Regions from separate parts of the Homo sapiens genome. Here region 1 is linked to region 2. Evidence: read pairs that join two places in POLR2A ChIA-PET (ENCODE). Cell type or tissue: A673. All regions are shown on one strand. Links, peaks and the distances in the headings refer to the core of each region. The heading gives the core; the rest is flanking DNA. Region 1 has its middle 37 kb from the start of SPAG4. Region 2 overlaps UQCC1 (ubiquinol-cytochrome c reductase complex assembly factor 1).

What was found. ChIA-PET counts read pairs that join two places held together with the same protein. Peaks named below come from ENCODE experiments on the same cell type or tissue, not always from the same donor. Only the 100,000 strongest peaks of a DNase experiment are listed, where the experiment ranks them.
Region 1: POLR2A ChIA-PET joins it to region 2 with 13 read pairs; 2 of 35 experiments call an interaction of 5 or more read pairs at or near these places.

What each region holds. Positions count from the first base shown.
Region 1 is chr20:35,577,633-35,580,546 of GRCh38, forward strand. It overlaps the pseudogene FER1L4. Among named protein-coding and RNA genes, the nearest start is that of SPAG4, 37 kb to the right of the region's middle. In A673, for the core only: no CTCF peak of the experiment used is centred there; no DNase peak of the experiment used is centred there.
Region 2 is chr20:35,311,054-35,313,967 of GRCh38, forward strand. All of the region lies in intron 8 of UQCC1 (ubiquinol-cytochrome c reductase complex assembly factor 1), which reads right to left. Among named protein-coding and RNA genes, the nearest start is that of FAM83C, 20 kb to the left of the region's middle. RefSeq lists an enhancer at 485-1,408. In A673, for the core only: no CTCF peak of the experiment used is centred there; a DNase peak (open chromatin) is centred at 1,508.

The DNA.
Region 1 (2,914 bases), core at 121-2,620, 270 kb after region 2:
TAAAAATAAAAAGAAAAGAAAGAAAAAGATGTGCGATAAGTATAAAATAAAAACCGGATTTTTAAATACTTAGTACAAAAAACAAGAATGTAAAATATCTCAGAAATTTTATGATTACTTGTTGAAGTTTTTTTTTTTTTTTTTTTTTTTTTTGAGAGACAGAGTTTCACTCTGTCACCCAGGCTGGAGCACAGTCTCGGCTCACTGTAACCTCCACCTCCCAGGTTCAAGCGATTCTCCTGCCTCAGCCTCCAGAATAGCTGGGATTAACAGGTGCCCAGCACCACGCCCGGCTAATTTTTGTATTTTTAGTAGAGACGGGGTTTCGCCATGTTGGCCAGGCTGGTCTCGAACTCCTGACCTCAAGTGATCTGCCTGCCTCAGCCTCCCAAAGTGCTGGGATTACAGGCATGAGCCACTGTGCCCAGCCTTGAAATGGTATTTTGAATATATTACTAAAATTAATTTCACCTGTTTCGTTTTACTTTTTTTTTTTTTTTTTTTTTTGAGAGGGAGTCTCGTTCTGTCGCCCAGGCTGGAGTGCAGTGGCGCAATCTCGGCTCACTGCAAGGTCCGCCTCCCAGGTTCACACCATTCTCCTGCCTCAGCCTCCTGAGTAGGTGGGACTACAGGCACCCGCCACCATGCCCCGCTAATATTTTTTGTATTTTTAGTAGAGACGGGGTTTCACCATGTTAGCCAGGATGGTCTCAATCTCCTGACCTCGTGATCCACCCGCCTTGGCCTCCCAAAGCGCTGGGATTACAGGCGTGAGCCACCGCGCCTGGCCCCTTCTACTTTAATGTGGCTACTACAAAAGTTAAAATTACGTATGTGGCTCGTGTTATGTCTTTTGGACAACACAGCTCTAGATAATGGAGTTAATAATCCCCAGCTTCTAGAATTGTGAAGAAAAGAGGACTATAATGAAGAGCTCTGAAAAACTGTAGAGCTCCACCTTCAATGAGATCATTCTTGTTTTTTGTTTGTTTTTTGAGACGGAGTCTCACTGTCACCCAGGCTGTTGTGCAATGGCATGATCTCAGCTCACAGGAGCCTCTGCCTCTGGGTTCAAGTGATTCTCCTGCGTCAGCCTCCTGAGTAGCTGGGACTACAGGTGCGCGCCGCCATGCCTAGCTAAGATATCATTCTTTTTACCATTTACACCCCAGCCCCCTCCCTGGGACCCTTCTCTGCCCCCACCTGCCCCTGGAGCTCCTGCAGCGACGCATAGTACTTGGACCCCCAGTCGAGCTCCTCTGGATCTGGGATGTCTTCCTCCAGCCCAGGGCCTTGATTTAGGAGGCCTCCTAGTGGGAGCTTCTTCAGAGGAGGCTGAGGAAGAGCAGACTTTGTCCCTCTAACCCAGCACCATCCCAAGTACTGCCAGCCCCTTCACCATCTATCTCCTCTACCCCATCACCTTCAGGAGCTGTCTGGATATACCCGCTTCAGCCAAGAAGGGATCCAGGGACTTCTGTCCTGGGAGGGGGAAAATGGCAGCATGAGGAGAGTGGGTAAGTAGAAGTCAGATTCCACACCCCATCGGAGGGCCCTCTGGAGCCACGTCCACCAGGAATCAGAGGGGCTTCTGTCTGGTGTCCCTGAAGGAGAAGGTTCCTAACCTTGAGGTCCCTTGGGCATCATATCCCCTGTCTCCTCCATCTCTCCTTCCTCCTCAGGAGGATCCTCATGACCCCGAAATGTGAATCGCAGCATGTGGGGGACAATGTGGGAACCCACAAGGACTGTGTGGCCAAAGGCCCGGCGCTCAATCACCAAGATGCTGAGTGGAGGCTGCAAGTAAGGCTGCTCCGGCAAGTCCTGGGGGTGGAAGAGAGGAGCTGTGTCTTTGAAGACCTGGGGAACAGGGAAAGGTAGCCACAGAGACAGGTAGGAAAAAAAATACATCTAAACCTGCATTCTAAGCCCAGCTCTGCCATAGCCTCACTGTGTAATCTCTGGTAAACCATTGCCTTCTCATCCTGTTTCCTAGCTAAAAAAGGGACACAGGCCGGGCGCAGTGTCTCATGCCTGTAATCCCAGCACTTGGAGAGGCCAAGGTGGGCAGATCACAAGTTCAGGAGTTCGAGACCAGCCTGGCCAACGTAGTGAAACCCCATATCTACTAAAAATACAAAAATTAGCTGGGCGTGGTGGTGAGCACCTGTAATCTCAGCTACTCGGGAGACTGAGGCAGGAGAATCGCTTGAAAACAGAAGGTGGAGGTTGCAGTGAGCCAAGGTCACACCACTGTACTGCAGTCTGGGCAACAACAGCAAAACTCCATCTCAAAAAAAAAAAAAAAAAAAAAGGGACACAATCCTGGATTCAAAAGACTGTTGTAAATATCAAATGACATAATAGAAACATAAGTACTTTGGAGCCTACAAAGTGCTGTCAGAAGCTGGGCATGGTGGCTCATGCCTGTAACCCCAGCACTTTGGGAGGCTGAGGCAGGCAGACTGCTCAAACTCAGGAGTTCGAGACCAGCCTGGGCAACATGGCAAGACACCATCTGTACCAAAAATACAAAAAAATAGCCGGGCATAGTGGTGCGCACCTGTGGTCCCAGCTACTCAGGAGGTTGAGGTGGGAGGATCACTTGAGCCCAGGGGGCGGAGGTTACAGTGAGCCAAGATTTGCACTCCAGCCTTGGTGACAGAGCAAGAGACCCTGTCTAAAATATATATGTGTATATACACACACACACACACAAATATATTTTTTGGCTGGGCATGGTGGCTGACACCTGTAATCCCAGCACTTTGGGAGGCCAAGGCAGGCAGATCACTTGAGGTCAGGAGTTTGAGACCAGCCTGGCCAAGATGATGAAATCCTGTCTCTACTAAAAATACAAAAAAATTAGCTGGGTGTGGTAACGGGTGGCTGTAATCCCAGCTACTTGGGAAGC
Region 2 (2,914 bases), core at 212-2,711:
CTACAAGGTACACCAGGCCCTGAACCAGACCCTAAAGCTGACCAAGACTCAGCTACTGCCCTCAACCCCTCATTGTTAGGTAGAGTCTCAGTCAGGCACAGCATGTCTATAGGGCAGTAAGGCAAACGGCCTAAGAGAGAGCACAAGAAATATAAAGGCAGATAGGGCACATAGCAATGGCAACAGTTCACAGAAGGCCTGGAAGTTCAGGGAGCAATTTGGACCTAATGTCACAGAAAACAGGGAGGTTCCCAAAGCGTCCAGGGAGGGGGAACAATCCAAGCAAGATTCTAGGAAAAGGTTGCTGTAGAACAGCGCTGTCCAATAGAACTTTTTGTGACTATGGAACTGTTCTGTATCTGCACTGTCCAAGATGGTAGTCACATATAGTAACTGAGTACCTGAGGATCTGAATTTTCCATTTTATTTAATTAATTTAAATTAAAATAGCTGCATGTGTTTAGTATCAAATAGCTCTAGCACCTTGTGACTCCAAGTGTGGTCTGCAAAATGGCTGCACCCCCATCACGTGCAGCTGTTAGCAATGCAGAATCTCAGGCCCCGCCCCAGACTTGCTGAGTCAGAATCTGAATTGTACCTAGGTCCTCTAGGTGACTCACATGCACATTAAAATACAGGAAAAACTTCTAGAATTGCACATTAAAATCACCTGGGAACTTTTACAACTACAGATGTCCACCTCCACCAATTAAATCAGAATCTTTGGGGGACAGGGCCCAGACACTGATATTTCTAAAAAGTGTCCCAGGTAATTAGTATATTTCCCCAAAATTTCCTGCTCTTAAAAGTCACCTTCGGGTGACTTGTTGAACCACCAGGCAGCACTCCTACTGAATTGTAATCTTCAGAGAGGTGATAAAGATTTAGATTTTAAAAGCACCCCAGGTGACTCCTGTGGTCAGGCACAGTTGGGTAAAATGGCTCTGCCAGAATGGACTGGATGGGGGACCGGAAACAAACACAATTCGGTACATTTTTATTAATACTGATGAAAGGATCGACTGAGCCAATAGAGCCACCTGCAATAAAGACCATAAACAAAGGCTCACAGAGAGGTGTAGTTCTTCACTCCTAAGCCTCATCCTTTTCTATATTGTAAGGCTTCTACAATTACAATTCGTCCACTTTTATAATTGATATGTACACTTGAGCAATAATTCTCAATTCCCAACCCATAACCCCCGAAAGCTCATGTTAAGTTAATGATGTGTATAGTATGCAATGTAAATGCTCCCTTGTAATTCAGGATATCCAGTAGAATAGGAATCAGGAGACCCTATTTTAACAAAAGTTAAGAAACTGAACTCCAGTTTCTTAACTTTTGTCCTTTTATGCATTTCTCACTCTTTGACTACCACATGCCAAGCACTATGCCAGGCCACAGAAATGCAAACACAGTAGGCATTGCACTACCCAAAAAGAAATCCCCACCCAGCCAAGGTGACAGATAATGTGAATGTAGTAAGCACTGTGAGAGTGCAGGGAGGATGGAATGAGCTGAGTCACAGGAAGTTCAGGAACCGCTTCCCAGGAGGGGTCATGCTTGCATTAAATCTGGAGGTAACCACAAAATCAGTATAAAAGCATATGGTTAGTTTAAAATATCAGGTGTTCATTACACCATTCTTTCTACATGCTTGAAATCTCCACAATAAATGTTGGGGAGAAAAAAGATGAGATAGATGAACCTCGAGGGCATTATGTTAAGTGAAATAAGTCAGTCACAAAAGGTCAAAAATTGTGTGATTCTACTTATATGAATTATCTACAGTAGTCAAATTCATAGAGACATAAAGTCAAATGAATGGTGGTTGCTAGGGGATATGAGGGAAGGAGGGAATAATTATTGTTCAATAGGGACAGAGTTTCAGTTTGGAAGATGGAAAAGCTCTGGAGATGAATGGTGGTGACGGTGCAAAGCAATGGGAATGTACTTTATGCTACTAAACTGTACACTTAAAAATAGTTAAAATGGTACATTTTATGATATGTATATTTTACAATTTTTTTAAAAAGATGAGGCCAGGCGTGGTGGCTCACGCCTGTAATCCCAGCACTTTGGGAGGCCGAGGCGGGCAGATCACAAGGTCAGGAGATCGAGACCATCCTGGCTAACACGGTGAAACCCTGTCTCTACTAAAAATACAAAAAATTAGCCGGGTGTGGTGGCAGGCGCCTGTAGTCCCAGCTACTCAGGAGGCTGAGGCAGAAGAATGGCGTGAACCTGGGAGGTGGAGCTTGTGGTAAGTAGAGATCGCGCCACTGCACTCCAGCCTGGGTGACAGAGCAAGACTCTGTCTAAAAAAAAAAAAAAAAAAAAAAAAAGATGAGATAGATCCAAATGTCCTGATGTGGAAGGACACCCAAGATACATACTTCAGTGAAAAAAGCAAGTTGCAGAATCATGTGTCTAGTGTAACTCCAGTTGCATAAAGAAGGAAAAGACAAAGGTGCTTGTCTATGCACAGACAACATTCGGAAGGACATCCAATAAACTAGAAATTAAGTTTTCGTCTGGAGCAGGGTAGGAAATAGGTCTTCTAATTTCATTTTTTTTGAGACCAAGTCTCATTCTGTTGCCCAGGCTGGAGTGCAGTGGCGCAATCTCAGCTCACTGCAGTCTCCGCCTCCCAGGTTCAAGAGACTCCGCCTCTCATGCCTCACCTTCCCAAGCAGGTGGGATTACAGGCACATGCCACCATGCCTGGCTAATTTTTGTATCTGTAGTAGAGACGGGGTTTCAGGCTGATCTCAAACTCCTGACCTCAGCTGATCCACCCACCTCGGCCTCCCAAGGTGCTGGGATTACAGGCGTGAGCCACTATGCCTGGCCAGGTCTTCTGATTTCTATTTCAACCACTTATGTACAGCTTTACAAACTTTTATTTTTATT